Regions from separate parts of the Mus musculus genome. Here region 1 is linked to region 2. Evidence: chromatin loops called from intact Hi-C (ENCODE). Cell type or tissue: gastrocnemius. All regions are shown on one strand. Each heading gives the region's core, and the rest is flanking DNA. Links, peaks and the distances in the headings are about the cores only. Region 1 has its middle 10 kb from the start of 4930503F20Rik. Region 2 has its middle 51 kb from the start of Gm26228.

Region 1 (8,329 bases), core at 127-8,126, 130 kb after region 2:
CAATCACTCAAGGGTTTTTATTAAAGCTCAACCGCACTGTTGTCACCGACACAGCAGGACAGGAGAGTGAAGCCCCCAAACCCAGTTTCAAGCAAGCATTTATAGAGGCAAGTAAACAAACAGAGGGGCATCCAGCTTGGCACGCATCTGATGGGGGGGGGGTATTATGAGATTTGTTGCCCTTTAAAGTGATTGGCTGGTACAGAGAGCCAAACGGTAAACTTTCATAAGTAAAGATCCTCAGGTACAACTGTAACTTCTGTTTTCTTCCCAATTGTTAGGAAGTGACCTGGAGACTAATGTTAGGTAACAGGTCTGGTGTTTAACTCAGGTCAGCTTCTCTAAGATGGAGCCTGAACTCAAGATGGAGTTGGTCTGATCTCCCAGAGGTTTGGGGGAGGTTACAGAGGGAAAGGGCTGATCGGTCATAACACAGTACCTACTGATCATATGGCGGGAAGGGTTTATAGGCTGAACTATGAGCACATGCAGGAAGCTCTGTGCAGGGTCATCCTCTAGATAAGGTCAGGCACCTGTGCTTAGAGACACTCTCCAGATAAGATCAGGCAGAGAGGAGGAAGCCCTGGAGAAAGAGAGAGTCCTCCATTTACTCCAAGCTCGGAGAGCTGTCTGAACATGATGGACCGATCCCTTAATAACAGGGTCTTCCAACAGAGATTTACCAAAGTGACTGTACTAGTCAGGGTTCTCTAGAGTTACAGAATGCATGGAATGTCTCAATATATTAAGGGAATTTATTGTAAAGACTTACAGCCTGTATGTAGTCCAAGTAACCCAACAATGGGCAGCTGCAAATGGGAAATAGAAAAATCTAGTAGTTGCTCAGTCCCACGAGGCTAGTTGTTTCAGCTGGTCTTCTGTATAAACTGGGGTCCTGAAGAAGTAGGTTCCAACAGATGTGCTGGCAATTAAGTGTAAACAGGCAGAGTGCCTTCCTTCTTCCGATATCCTTCTGTAGGCCTCCAGCAGAAGGTGTAGCCCAGATTAAAGGTGTGTACCACCACACCTGGACCTGGAACTTGCTTTGTCCCAGGCTGACCTTGAACTCAGGGATCTCTTTGCCTCAGTCTCTTGGGATTAAAGATGTGCACTACCTTGCCTGGGCCTAAGCTTTTCATGGCCACTGTGCCTTGAGACCTCCATGACAAGATCTCAATCTGAAGCCTGCATCTTCCAGCCTCAAGATCTGGATCACAGGTGAGCCCTCCATTTGGGGATTGTAGTTCATTCCAGATGTAGTCACGTTGACAATCAGGAATAGCCATTATAGTGACTAATAAACTAACTAATAAAAGGGATATAAACCCAAGCAATTGACTTAGAATTGTATAAGCTCCATGGTTAGGATGCAAGGAACAGGAATAAAAAGTGTTATATGAAATGACAGTGAGGCTAATCAGTTTGTTTTGGGCATTACCTCAGAAGGTACTTCACAAAACGTTGAGTTGTATATTACTGCATTGTATACCTTAAATATATACATTTAATTTATCAATTATACCTCAATTAAACAAATGAAATAGTTCTGTGCTGAACGAAGAAGGGAGGGTCTCACGTACTGCAAACTCCATCTGTGTCCCTCTAACTGCCCTCTCTTCCAGTGCAGCGTGTGTGAGAGCACATGCTAATGAAGAGACATCTGCCCTGTCTCTGTGTCTTTCCACTGCCCGGAAGAGTCAGCAAATGCCTCCTGGCATCTCCATTGTTGGCCATGAGGTTGAAGCATGACCAAGAGATGTGCCCAGCACTCAGGAGCTGAAACACCAGTGATGGTTTCTGTTTGATTTTCCTATGGTCAATTAGCTTTGCTTTCCAAACAGTCTAGGGTCATAGCCTTCCATCAGGCAGCTTTTCCATACCCTGCCCGCTCTCTTCAAGACAATGATAAACTTAATGAAGATTGATGGTCTGATGAGACCCTGCTGGGCACCTTCTCCACAGTGGAGAGATGAGGCTCGGAGGGGCTTTAAAGGAGTACAGATGCTACTTGGGGCCTCCACACTACAGTTGTTCCTCATACAGATCATCAGCAAGCCCTATACCTCCCGTTGGCTTCTTTAACCAGGTTGAAAGTAAGTCCAGACTGAATGTGTCTGCTGATTCCAGCCTTGCAGCCCCCAAGCATCTTCTGTATCCCTAAACAAAATCTAAAATTCTAAAACGAGCACAGAGCAGCCCCTGGCTTGATTGCCTTTTGGTAAAACCTTCTGGTTAGAAACTGAAGCTGCCACGTAACTGCCAGGATCAAGCTTTAATCCCTTTTGGGGGGGAGGGGTTTCGAGACAGGGTTTCTCTGTGTAGCCCTGGCTGTCCTGGAACTCACTTTGTAGACCAGGCTTAACCTCTTTTTCTTTCCTTCCTGCTCTGCCTGCTTGAGTATGCCAACCACCCAGAGTTGACATTAGCATCCAGGCTGTGCAGTCCTGTCTCTTCATGGGGACCCACACACTCTAACCAATGATGAAGTGCTCGCCTCCAACCTGCTTGACAACCCTTCTCCTTCACTACCAACATCCTCTTTCCCTAAGCCTTTGCTGACCTGAATCAAATCTCCCAGGGCACAGCCATCTATTCCAAACTCTGCCTGTATGTGTGTTATTTTAAGTCCCTTTTGCCTTGTTAACAAAGGACTGGACATTCACTATAAACTTCAAAGTACAGCAATACATACGTTTAAGAATGGCCCTTCCCTGCACCTCCACCAATAGCAGTGCACATTGGGGCTACTCTGAGTTTGCATCCCTCTTACGTGCGAAGATGCCCCTGGTCGGATGATTTGTTTTCTCCTTTCTGAAGCTCTACCGGGCAGCAATCTGTGCTGCAGAGCTGGAGAGTAGACTGGAGTCCACCTCTCACTCTCCAGCTTCCCATTTAAAACCTACATCCCTCCCCATAACATCCCAGACAGGTGTGTCTTCTCTTAGACGCTTCCTGAGATAAGGGCCCAGAAAAGGGTGACTTGGCATAAGTTTCATGACACTCTGAGTACAGAGTAGCCTTCCTGCTGCAGTTATGTACTGTGAGAAAGTGAGAACTCTGACTTTGAAATCTGCAAGTTCACAGGAAGTGAATAAACCCAGACCTCTAACCCAGGAAACTGGTAAAGCAAATGGAACCTTTTGAAGCCACCGTAGCGAAGGACAAGACACAGTGACTCTCCCAGCTTTGGAAGCCCAGACTTGTCTAGTGCCATCCTGCCAACCACACTGCTTCCCATCCAGCAACAAAAAGAACCAGATTGTGAGGGAACTCAGTGTCCAGTCATAGATGGACATTTGGACAGATGGCTGCACATCGGGGTGAGTCACACCACCGTCAGATGTCAGTGAGGAGCTATGAGCTCTTGGATAGATCTGTAAAGTCATCAGAGATTATCTTCAGTGTGCTTCCCACACATCCTCGGTCCTCCTGGCCTTTTAGACACCAGATGGTCATTAACCTTAAACATGTGGGATCTTATTTTGGCCACGTGTCAAAAGTTGAGTTGATCTCAAAGTACCATTTGTGGACCTCAGCTCAGAACTTAGCCAACAGACATCATGTTAAGTAAGCAGGTGGAAAAGAGCATGTCATGAGTCAGACACCAGGCGAGCAACGGTTCGTGGCAGCACAGCTTACATATTACCAGGCCTCACGGAAATGTCCGCATGGCTCCAATCACCCATACGTGCTCTGGCCACTCCGGGACACAAATAGTTTCTACATGATGTGCGTACTCATTTGCAAGATCCATGGCCAGCCCAGAAGGAACACTGCCTGAATCATTGAGAGACAAGCCAAAAGATCCTGGTGCAGATACCGATTTTGAGACAGTTTGAGCTTCCTCCCAGACTCTCCGTTTGTCCACATGACTGCAATCCCCAAGTTGGTAGTCTACCTTCTGCAGACCCTCTGCACACCCTTTCCCCTCCCCATCAATTCCTCATTTCCTTTCTCCCCTAACGGGTCTCCCAGGGAGAGAAATGAGAGTCTGAGGGAATGGGCCAAAGACTCTTCTGCCTAGGGAACATGTGCTGACACTTCAATTGTTCGGAGATCCCAAGCTCCCAAACGGAGCAGCCAGGCTCCTTCCCCTCGGTTTCAGAGGCCCACGCGCAGTTTAGAGAAAATATGCTCCATGTGTTACTGATCCATCTCCAAGCAGCTCATCCAAATGCTGGGTTTTAAGAGTTTGTAGATACACATGATCCATTTGGAGTCAACTTTACAAGCCTTCTATGCTTTCATTTATATTGCAGGAGGAAGCTGGGCTGTGCCAAGAGTAAGTGTACTGGCGTCTTCGGAGGGTCAGATTAGGTCTGGAGCACTGGAACCAGGTTGAGTGGAGGGGCCATTTAGAAGGCTCTCTCATCTCTGCCAAGGCTCTAGGTCTCAAAATAGGGGGAAAAATGTCATGGGGTGGGAGTGAGTTCAACATCTCCAGTCTCGATTTGACCCTTTCCTCAGAGCTCAACAATACTAGAACAGAATCCAGCACCCCAGAAAATCCATTGCCATTGTCTTTGTGGGGTGGTTGAAATGAACTTTGAGCATAGAACCATTAATTTTTGCCTTCTGGTTTGGAGGTGCTGTGGGGGGTCGAGGGCGAGAGGGAAAGAGGAGAGCAGTTCCTGGTGCTAACAGATACAATTAGCTTCCTAGCTGTCAGCACATAATATCCCCTAAGGGTTAGAGCAGGGGACATTCTTGGGGATCAGAATCCAGCCCATTTTAACTTAACATCAGTAGCCAAGAAGAAGGGAAGGAAACAGTCTTTCTGAAGAGCCACATACTTGGGACAGAAAGTGGGAGGGGACAAAGGCTGCCAGGAGGATACAGCAGACTATATATCCCTCTTTCGTGTTGGAAGACTCCAGCAAAAGTATAAAAGGTGCTGCTCAGGGTCTACTCAGAGCCTCCCTTTGGCTTTGGAACAGATCCACGCACAGCTATCTGTGTGGAGAAAGAAGAGTGCGCATCAGCAAATCAGAATTCAAGGTGCTGGGAACCATTCCGCTTCCTGTCATGGGGCTGGCAGGGCAGAGAGCAAGTATACAGCAAGCCTGGCAGTTTGGGAATCCAGAAGGATCTACCCCTTGAATCTACCATTTAGAGAGTAAGTGAACTTAGTCAAATCTCTATCTGTTTCTGCCTCCGTAGCATGAATACTGACAAACCAGGTGTACCTGTTGACAAACCAGCATCTTTGCTGGGTGGTTTTGACACTTGCCATTAGTCTCAGTGCCAGGGAGGCAGAGGCAGGTGACTGGTCTACACAGTGAGTTACAAGACAACCAGAGCTACACAGCGAGACCCTGTCTCAAAAACAACAAAATAAAACAACAACAAATCCAGTATCTTCAAATCCAGTGATGGGGGAGGTAAAAAAAAATTATAAATGGTGCTGTGTGAGTGATGAGCAGGTCTCCACTGGCAGGTGACAGACCACACCCTCTGGGGGCTCTACTTTGCAACTTAGTGATTGGGGTCCATTTAAAGGGAGTCCAGGTAAGGTCTTTAGAACTTGTGCAGTAGACGTGTGTGGATCAAGGAAAAGGCATTAACATGTGATCCCGAGGTCCCCGAGTCCACGGTTTATGTCTCAGTCATGTGATGTAAGGCAGGTTGCTGACTCTCTCTGGGCCTTGGCTGCCACAACTGGATAAAAGGGGCTTATGACAAGGATGACCAATGTGAACGTATCAGGCACCACAGCATGTGTACTGACGTGCACCATGCAGCTTCAAGAAGTGGGGATCACCAGTGAGAAGGAATGGTGAGTTCTGGGACCAGTGTAGCTATGAGAAAGGCACAGATGTCCCCACTGTCAACTCTAGTGGGAATCTCCTCACCATGAGAGCCAAACAGGACAGACCATCTGCTGTGGTTTGAGTGGGAAATATGCCCCCTCCCCTGCCCCAGGCTCGTATAACCACCTGGTCCACCATGGATGATGCTGGTTTAGGAGGTTGCTGAACCTCGGAGGCACAATGTCTAATTTTAGTGGCCACATAGCTGTAGACATAAGCTCTGAGGGTGCTCAGCCAGCCCTACCTCTGGTCTAGCTTGTTTCCCTGAGCAGACCATGTATCCTCCTGCCACCAAGGAGCTGCCCACCCTTCCTTCCTTCCTTCCTCCCTCCCTCCCTCCCTCCCTCCCTCCCTCCCTCCCTTCCTCTCTCCCTTCCTTCCTCCCTTCCTTCCAAGCCTTCCTTCATGGTTATAATGGACTGTACGCTCTCAAACCATGAGCCAGAATAAATCCTTCCTCCCTTAAGTTGCTTCTTTCCAGAAATTTGGCCACAGAAAAAAGAGAAAAGTGACTAACTGGTATGTCATCTCCGGGCAGCTAGGATACTCCACTCTTAGGCAGCGGACACTTTACATTCTATGTTATCATAAGTCCACTGTCAAGGACAGAAATCCCTGTGGGACTGCAAGCATCATCAAGTTTGGGGAATATCAGAGGCGCTATTTACTTGAGGACATGTGTCTGTCAGTCACAGCATGGACTTGGTTGAGTCATTTCCCTTGATTTCCTGTCTGCAAAGCAGAACACCAGAGGCAATGAAGGAATGTTGCAAACCATCAGGCAATGCCAGCTGGTTTCTCAGAAGCTAACCTTTTTCTTCCTGAATAAAATAAAGACAGACTGTCTTCACTTTTCTTCTGATGGTGATGTCTTTGTGGCCAAGTATATAAAAACAAAGTCAGGTTCACCCATGAACCCCATTTTCTGGCTGCCAGCTGGAACAGGCCAGAGAGAAAATGAAGACCAGTTCGACATAAACATATATGTCCAGTTGGGCTTAGTAGCACACACCTACGATTCTCAAACTTGGGTGACCGAGGCAGGGGAATAGAGAGTTGGAGTTCAAACTGGCCTTTCTGGTGAGATCATTTGTCACAAACAAAAACAAACACATTAAAACAAGTAAGGGCTTTCCCCCACCACCCCTCTCCTGCTGCTGCAGGAGGAAAGCCTACTTCCTCACAGGCTGGGGCTCCCTCCCTCTCACTGGCCTGCCTTGCTAGGGGAGGCTGCCAGCTGCTAACAGAGCCCCTATTCACCACTGCCTCTGAAGATCAACAGAGCATTTCCCTATTGCATGCTCGGGCTCACAGACACCAGGTTCACAAGGAGTTAGTTTCTTAAGGGCAGATTTCTTCAAATTCTATTTCCTTCTCTCTTGCTGGTGCCCAACCCCCATATCCGCGTGACTGAACGGGAGTCTCTGTGGCCAAGCTTTTCTTGGATCGAGTGAATCAAGATCAATAAATATCTGTGCCCGAGCCTGACTTGCCCTGGCGCCTCGCTGTGTTCTGGAACAAGAGCTCTGGCTGTGTGCAGCAAGCAGCCTCTGCGCAACCTGAACTGTTACACACGTCTGAGTTGTGTGGGGACGCTGGGCAATCAGAGGGACATGACCCTTCCTGGGTGGAAATGAACCCAGAGGGCACCCTCTCAAGAGGGATTACTGGTCTTGATGTTCAGGCCCTGTGGCTGAACATTTTCATTTTAAGATTCGTGGATTATTTCAGGTGTAGGCTATCCAGACGCATGTTTATTAAAGTCCAGTACGGTTCTGTGAAAGATCAAAGAGGAAACTGTCCCCTCTGTCTGGTTCCAGCTCCTTGTCCACTCTTTAAACCTTTCTTATCACCTCGTTGAATCCAGAACTGTTTTTGAATCAGCGTCTGTGCAGCCCAGATCTCCCTATGTATCCCAAGCTTCCCTGTTCAGCTTCCCAGCTAGACGTACGGGCATGAGCCATCCTGGCGCTGATTCATGCTTTATCCTCATTTGACTTAACTTTTCAGCAACAATTTTTTTCGGGGGGGGTGGCCTATCACTCATCCTTTGCAAACACTCATTGCGAAGAGCTCGGGGAGTCCTCTTTCTTTTACCACCTGGCCTTTATCCCCCCTCTTCCTGGTATAACTGGAGTGTGTGGATGACAGTGGGCTGACTCATACCTGCCCCTAGGTGATCATGGGCAAGCAATTGGTTCTAAAAGTCATCATTTCAGCCCCAACCTTTCATACAGGCCCAGAAACCAGCAGGCAGCTATCCATCTGGAGTCTCAAACTCAGCATGACCCCAAAGTAATTGGATGCTCTGTCCCTCTGTCCCTCCTCCCTGGCACAGTACTCAATTCTTCCTAAAATACACTCCTCTCGTTTCTTTCTTTGCTTTATCTATATCTCACAATCCAAAATAAGTTCTTTCTTTACTTGTTCCTTGTCTGTCTCCTCCATCAAACTGTAAGCAATCCAAAAGAATAAGCCAGAGCATTTGATGCTCAGTCCCATGACCCACGCACTCCAAC
Region 2 (8,329 bases), core at 103-8,102:
GCTGCAGTATGCCCCGAGTGCCACAATCACTACTGGCCTTTAGAGACCCGTGTTGAATGTCTCTTTTTAGTGTTGGAGCCTGTTGTGACTGGTATTGTGCTCCTCTGTGTTGTATTTCCCCCTAGGAATTAGTGATAGGTCCCTCCAGAGCCCTCCGCCAGAATCTCATGGAAAAGATCCACAAGAATTCATCCCCTTCCCAGAAGTGTGTGCAAAGAAGAGTCTTGATCCTTGACGTGAGCCAACTCTCTTCAGTTTGATTTGTCTCAGAAGAAGTGAGACAGAACAGGGCTCCCCCATCCTGCCCCAGGGCAGAAGTGCAGCATGACAGGAGCCTGGAAACTTGGCAAGGATGCCCTGGATCATAGTCCTGGCAAGGGGCCCATTTGGCAGAGGAATGAAAAGAGGCTTCCAGTTGTCCCAACACAATCCCCTCCCTCAGCGAGACAGACACACACATGCTCCACAGGGCTGTAGCCTCTTACAGAGGAATTGTGTCTACCAGGGGTCTGGGGACCTCAGCATTCCTCAGTGGATGAACACCTACCAGCTTTTTCTGGACAGCCACTATATACCAGGTTCTCACAGGACACTTTTGCCTTGAGGAAAGGCAGGGAGGCCCTCACATTCCCAGGGCCCAGAAGATGTCGAGACACATCCTTCCATCCTTCCCAGAGCTCCAGATCCTATGGGTACCACTGTGTACTGTAGAAATGATACAACTAAGCATACCCACCAAGGAGGGCTGACTTGTTGATTTAGAATCTGTGTCTCCTTGTGTGATTTGGAAGTACTGTTCCTGTGTGGCCCAAATGTTTGATACTAGGGAAATGGCCCACACAAGCTATTCTGTGCTATTGAGATGTATTTTGAAGTTCTTATATTCAGGAAGAAATTGAAGTAGCTATTTACATTTCCATATACAGTGGATGAGACTTTCTGTGCTTTCTGTGGGTCAAGGATGTAGGATCTAGAGATCCCAGCAGGTGTCCCCATTATGTCTGTCCACTGGTGATGCTCTCTTTTGTTATTTGGCCTATCCACAAGAGTATGGGTATGTTGATTACTTTCACATCACTGTGACCACATATGGTAGCTTAAATGAGAACGGCCCCATAGGCTCATATTTTGGATAGTTGTTACCCAGTTGGCAGAAGTTTTTCAAAAGGATGAGGAAGTACAACCTTGTTGTAGAAGACATGCAGGGAGCCAGAATGCAGAGTGCAGGGCAGGAATTGTAATGATGTGAAGGCTCATCTAGCAACCTACCTCTTTCCCCCAAAGTTTTCCCAGCCTCTCAAGATAGTGCCACCAGCTAGAGACCAATGTTCAAACATGAGCCTGTGGAGAACACTTCCAATTCCTGTTTGCAGAGGATCTCATTGAAGCCTGCCTGACTGGTCTCAGGCTTCCAACGTGGAAGACAGTGGCTGCTGGCCACTGTGAATCAACCCTCACATCTTCTTCCCATTCTTCTTCTCTTGGCCACCTGGGAATCTAGTTTCAAAAGGCTCAGATGGTCTTCAGGCAACCATCTAAGCTCACACTGGGCAGAAAACACCAAAAGAGTACGTTGTAAGTCAATGCAAACTCTAGTCCAGCTCTCAGCACTGCCTCCAGTAAGGAGCTGGGATGAGAACAGGAAATCAAGCAGGAGTAGAGTAAGATCACAGAGTAAGAGGGAAGCCTGCTGTTTGACCTCACCGACATGGATCAGGTATGGATGGGACTATGCTTAGGCTCAAAGGTCTTGGAAGCTGTCATGTGCACAAAGGTTCCAATGACCATGGCAGGCACAGACGTTTGAAACGTCTAGGGGCTCAGGGCTTCTGACCTATGAGCAGCATGTGACAGAAGACAAGGTTATGTCATGGACAGAGGACAATGTTGGAAGGCTACAGGGACAGGATGGAGTGCTAAGGTGGACTAGAAGCTGGACAGATGCAGGACCTCTGCCCTCAGGACTCTTTGGGGGAAGAGCCAGAGGCCTGGTTAGAGCCCAGCCCTCCCTACAGACAGCAGACTTCAGATAGTGAGTGCCTTACATGGCGTTATATTAGCTAGTGATTGTGTTCCCTCCTGTATAATTAATCATCTCTAGATGAGACTTCTTTTACTAAATACAATGCAAATATTATGTGTGTGTCTTTTAGGTAGTGGTTTATGGAAGACAAAAATCATGTGCTCGCTCAGTATATAGTTGTGTTTTCCAACTCTTTTCTACTCATGGTTGGTTAAATCTATGCTTAAACCATCAATGGACGAGGTACTCGTGCAAAGAGCCTGCATTGTGTAGAAGACATGGGTGATGGTAGCTCAAGGCTCAGCAGAGCTTGGTGGGCCTCACATAGCCAGATCCAGGAAGCTCAAGTCTAGGCAAATGGCCACAGTGGCCAACGCCACGTATGAGTTAGTGTATGAATCCTCTCTCTCTTTAGACATGTCAGTCATTTGAACTCAGGTGAGCAAGGAGAGTTTAAGGGATTGAAGCTGCTGTCACGGGCGTCATGCAGCATCCTGGAAGAAGTGTGGTGAATTGGAGTTAGCTGAGGAGTCCCCCACCTGATGTAGGTCCTGGTCTTCTCTGGGTATCGCAAAGGGGCAGAACCAGACAGAGAGGGCTAACAGTTCTCACAGGAAAGGTCTCAGCCAGTAAAGCCCAGCCTCCTCTGCTGCCCTCCTCCTCCCTCCCTTTGAGCCTCCTTCATGCCCTGACTGGACAGAATGCCAAGCAGAGGAGGCTGTAGTTGCTGTGGAGGCGAGAATGCCTGGGGCCCTGGCTAGAAGGTCATGTGGGAAACTTCTGCATGAGGGGAGCTACTTAAATGGGCCATTAGGGCTCTGTATCCCAGGCCCCTTGTTTGGCTGCTACCTCCTCCAATGGAGGAAGGGCCTGCCTGGCTTTACTGTGGAGCATGAACAACAGCTTGCTGGCTGCCCAGTCTCACCCCACAGGACGCATAGCCCTGGTGGCCAGTCACTGCCCTCCAGAGAACCAAAGCTATCCATGTGAATGTAACTCTTTTGAAAGGCTCCCTCTGGAGACCAGGCAAAGGATGTATTCTCTCTGTGTATTTTCTTTCAGACAGAACCCCAAGAACCTGCATGAGATTGGGCTCTGGAAATGGTAGGGGAGGGAAGGAATACTTCTTGATGTGTGAGTATTCTAGGAGGCACCTCAGGGATCCCTGTTTAGTAGGAAAGGGATCAGGGAGCAAGTGAGTGTCCAAAGGCTTGAGGCACAGGCGTGTGTGTGTGTGTGTGTGTGTGTGTGTGTGTGTGTGTGTGTGTGTGTCCAATGGGCTGCCTCTGACGCAGATGCTGCATGGTGTATCTAGGGTTCACTACTACTGGGGTGGGTGGAGTAGTTTGTCTGGGAGAGGAATGTCAGGGAGTTGATGCCATTTCTTACCTCTGATGGCTCCTGGTGACAGAAAATCCTCCCCCTGTTTGCTGTCATCTTGGCTTAGCCAGCTGCTACCCTTCCAAAACAAGTTCATGTTCAGGTATGTCTCTACTATTACAGCCGAGACTTATAGATAAGGTCTTATTTCAAGGAACTATGAGTCTTCCTTTATCAGAGACCCCTGGATTTTGGCCTGTGCAAGCTGTGTGGGTAAGAACTGAGTGCCAGCAGGGTTGGTGGGTGCAGGAGAGAACAGAGGTCAGTACTTGATAAGGACCCTGGCCACATGTCCTGGAAAGAGGAGCAAACACAAGTTGCATAGAGGTAGGGGACATTAGATGTGATAGGACTCTGACAAACTGAACACAAGACATGGAAGTCAGAGGCTCTCCGGACAAGGCGGTTTGCAGCCCTGTGATTACACCACAGGTACTCATGTATCTATGGGCTAACTATGCGACTGATTTGTTAGAAATGCCAACACTTTGAGGGGCTGATCTCCAGGAGACATGTCACTGTGGCATGAGTAATCGGGGGGGGAGGGGGAGAGGAAGTGATGTGTGCACATACACCCCCATCTGATTCTCCCTCTCCATTCAGGTCCTTGCAGCAGAGCCCCGGTGGCGCTGCATTCTCAGCAAGACCAGCAGAGGGCAGTGTGCCTCTGAGAGGGCCGGGATGCCCTTCTACAGCTGGAATTCACATTTGTGCATTTTTTTGAGTGTGGGCCCACCTCTGGCATGGTTTAGAGGGTAATCTAGCCCGGGTCCTAGCTGACAAACCGTCTTCACCTCATCACCTCCTGTTCTAATAATACCACAGGATGTCACACAGTGGGGGGTAAGGGAACAGCCAGGACTCTTGGACCCCCTCAGTTCTGCTTGGCCCTGTGAAAGTCATGCACAGTCCAGAGCTGGATGTGAAAAAAAAGCAAGAAAAAAAGAAGGGGTTCCAGCCCAAGCCCAGGATTCATCATAACAGGAAGGGCACCCCCAGCTCGGTCTCTTCAAGGTCCCATAGAAGTCTGTGGATTTTGGGAGAGAAATAGGAACAAAAATTTATGATGGCCTAAAAGACAAGCACCATAGCCCTCAGAATGCCCAGGATGACACAGGAGCCCACAAGAGCTGCTTCACCTCTGTCCAGGGATGTCGCTCACAGGAGTGAACTTGTGATGTGTGAAGAGAGCTGTTTTAAGGCCAAGATGAGTAGCTGAGGGACCAGACCCTCCCTTCCTTGCAGGTTCAGTGACTAGCCGGCCTTGGGTCTGCACATGCTGGGCCTCAGAGCCAACAGCAGACTCTGAGTGAAAGCAAGCCAACCCAAGGACAGGGGAGTTAGAGAAAGGCAAAGGGGGGGTCTCAGCCAGGGGAGCATCACGCCAGGACGGCTGCAAGGCATGGAGTCATAGCTCCATATTTGCTCAGTAGTTACTGTCCCTGAAGCTTTGTATCTATCTGTGACATAGCCACGGTACACTGGGGGGAAGACAAAAGGTGATCTCTGCACCACAGGTAACCAAGAGGGCTAAATGTAGGCCATCCTCTGCCACAGGGATCAGTGGTACCAGCCACTACTACTCTCTTTGTTTCGGGGCCTTCAGGTGAGGGATTTCTATAACATCTAATTTTAGAGGTAGGCTTTCTGTTTTATAGGTAAAGAACTGAGGCCCACGGGGCTTAAGCTCCTTCCAAGCTCACATAGCTGATTACCCTCCCAGACACCCCGCCCCTGATCATCTGAGGAGTCAGCCCACAGAGAGCTCCCTAGCTCCCTAGGCCATGGGGATGAGATGTGTCCTGATGATGTCCCTGGCTGCCTGAGATGAGACACAGCGTAGCTGTGTGTGAGGCTCTCCTGTGACGGAAGACTACGGGCCAGAGAACAAGCAAATACTCTAACAGCAGCCTGTTCTTCAAGGGCTACTTTGGACACCACCTGACATCTAACTTGTTTATAACCAGCTTTGCAGAGCGGGTTAAGAGCAAGCTGACTGGCCTGGAGTCTACACACAGTGAGGGTCATCTGAGTGTTGAGACAGCTCTTGGGAGGGCTGGGCCCCAGGACTGTGGTGGGACTGGAGAGCCGTGTGTGGGAAGCAGGGAGTCTCTTGCCAGCTCCCAGGAGGTCCTGGGTCAGGATGGATGTTGGGGATACAGCAGAGAGGTCATAACCATGGTTAACAGGCCATATTTGTTCTGTCGGTATGTTTGATTTGGCTTGCAGAGTGCTTCTCAAAAAAAAAAAACAAAAAACCCTTTGGATTGTGTTTTGACATTTTCATCGGGAAAAAAATCTAGATCTGCAGTTTGTCTTGAAATTTGGAGGTTCTGGCAGCACACAAGAGGAGAACGCTGCTTTGGGGAGCCTGTGAGAGTCCTGCAAACCTACTGTGCCCTGCAGCTCTCCCTTCTACCACAATGCTTCCTTCCTGGGTCTCTCTGAGCTCCTAGGGGATCAAGTCCCTGTAAATGGCACAGAACTTTGCTCTCATTCCTTGGACCTTTTCCATGACTGTAACGTACCTGTGAGCTTTCACTTTGGCCTCTTGTCCAAGAGGAAGATGTTGACAAGCACCCAGTGCCATTAGTCTTCTGACTAATTTATGAATTAAGGAGAGAAGGATTTTCCCCATCCCCAAGCCACTGCGTCACAGAGTTTGGACAGGTAGCTTTGGGAGCAGTGCTGTGGATAGGGATGCTTCGTATATGCCCCTGCTGCTTTCTTATGCGGAAAGGACAGCGTAGACTTCACCACCCACATCTCTTTCCACCCATATGGAGAGGAAAGGGGATGGAGAAATAGGATTCCTGAGCCTGCCTGAGATAGACCCACACTACAGAGTGACATTAGCTACCCAAGAGCAGGAGCATGGTGGGATTCTACATCTCCAAGTGGAGGGAGCAGGCATAGCGTGGCTCAGTGAGGTCGGGGTGAAGCCTGGGGGTGGGGCAGGATGAGAGCAAGCATGGGGCTAGAGCTAGGTAAGGTGGGATAAAGAGGAGCTGAGACAAGCTCCCAGAAGGCCTTGGGCACAGCTGTGTCAAGGCAGGGGTCCTGGTTGAAAAGAAATGTAGAAGAGAATTGCTCTGGTCTTCTGACTGTTGCTGTTATAAACACCGTGACCAGAAGCAACTTGGGGAAGAAAGGGTAGATTTGGTTCATGTTTCCCGGCTGTAATGCATCACTGGTAGAAGTCATGGCACGGACATTAAGCAGGAACTCAAGTAGAAATCATGGAGGAAGTCTGCTTACTGCCTTGCTCCTTCTAGCTTACGCAGCTAGCTTTTCTGTACAACTCAGGCCCATTGGGCATGGATTGCCCACAGTGGTCTGGACTCTGTTCCATCAATTAGCAATCAAGAAAATGTCCTATGGGTAGGCTTCCAGGTCAATCTGATGGAGGCAATTCTTCAGTTGAGGCGTCCTCTTCCCAGGTGACTCTAATTGTGTCAAGTTGACAGCTGAAGTTAACTATGTGTGCGTGCTAGTTTACTGTCAACTTGATATAAACAAGAGTCATTTAGAAAGAAGAAACCTAAATTGAGAAAGTGCTCCTACTAGATGGGCCTATAGGCAAGCCTTTGGAGTATTTACTCGATTGATGTGTGAGGGTCTAGCTTACTGTGGGAAGTGCCGTACCTGGGCTCATGGTCTTGGAAAGATGAAGGGCAAGCTGCAAATAGCATGCATCTGTTGCCTCTGCTTCAGCCCCTGCCTCCATGTTCCTGGCCTGTTTAAGTCCCTGTCCTAACTTCCTTAGATGATGAACTGTGATGTGGAAATAAAGTAAACCCTTTGCTCCCTAAGTTAGTCTTGGTCATGGTGTTTCATCACATCAATAGAAACCCTAACTAAGACACTATGACAGGGAGAGAAAAAAGAGAGGAGAGGAATAAGTCAAAGATGAGTGTGGAGACAGCAAAGAGAAAGGGGGCAGAAAGAAAAGGTAGTGTTGTGTCACAGATGTGGCTTGTCTTTGGAATGTCTCTCAAGCTTTCTCTTAGGCACCACAGCAAACCAGTTTTGGGAGGCTGTGGAGCCTTTTTAGGGGGTGTTTAGCTGGAAGAAACTGGTTACTAGGGCGTGGGCCTTGAGTGTCATCCCCATCCTTGGTTCTTGCACCTTCCTCAGCTTCCGGGGCTGTGGTAATACGAATGGGCTCTTTTACACTCTCCTGATGCCATCAACTGGCCTGCTTCGCCATGCCTTCCTCCCTGATCAGGATAAACTGAACCTCTCTCAACCCAGGAACTAAAAACCAAGTCTTTCCTCCCTTCAGTTGTTTCCTGTAGAGCATGTGGACCTTGCCACAAGAAGAACTAGTGAGGAACTGGTGAAATAGAACATGCTCAGAGCCCTGGAAGGAGCAGAAAGTGGCTCCTTCCCTGTATTCATGCCTGCCTCTGAGCATGGAGCTAGGTGACCCCAACCAGGTGCTCACAAGCAGTTGGTTGGTACCCAGCTCTCTGATCCCCTCCCCGTGCTAATGAGGCATCTCGGTACCCTATTCTTCAGCCAATGACCTTTTCCCTTCCTGGATATTCTCACACCTTCCCCTAAAACTATATAACCCTTGGTTCACCCTGAATAAAATGTATATGTTTAAACCAACCCTGAAAATAATGTGAACAAGCTAAAATAGACTCAGAGAGCTGTTTTGTTAAAGATCGTCTAAGAAGGCCTTAGTGAAGGCCAGTGGGGCTTGTTCCCACATCTCTCCCCATGCAGAGTCCCACTGGCCTTGAATAAATAGGGCTAGAAGGTCTCTAGGCTGAGCACGTCTGGTTCTTAGAGGCTTGATGTGACAATGGATTCTGCCCTGTGTCCCGAGAAAGATTCTAGCTTTCCAGAGGCAGCAGTGTGTAAGAGAAGAGAGCCATTGCCAGCGGGTGGCTAGTGGCCTCAGCAGCAGGGCATCAG

What was found. Peaks named below come from ENCODE experiments on the same cell type or tissue, not always from the same donor. Only the 100,000 strongest peaks of a DNase experiment are listed, where the experiment ranks them.
Region 1: it touches region 2 in a loop (2.0-fold over the local background); 2 of 42 quality-filtered maps call a loop at or near these places.

Annotation. Positions count from the first base shown.
Region 1 is chr14:33,817,455-33,825,783 of GRCm38, forward strand. No RefSeq gene overlaps it. Among named protein-coding and RNA genes, the nearest start is that of 4930503F20Rik, 10 kb to the left of the region's middle. In gastrocnemius, for the core only: no CTCF peak of the experiment used is centred there; DNase peaks (open chromatin) are centred at 3,306, 7,066 and 7,254; H3K27ac peaks cover 810 bases.
Region 2 is chr14:33,691,531-33,699,859 of GRCm38, forward strand. No RefSeq gene overlaps it. Among named protein-coding and RNA genes, the nearest start is that of Gm26228, 51 kb to the left of the region's middle. In gastrocnemius, for the core only: CTCF peaks have their summits at 317 and 4,050 (motif pointing right); DNase peaks (open chromatin) are centred at 360, 2,805 and 4,062; H3K27ac peaks cover 36 bases.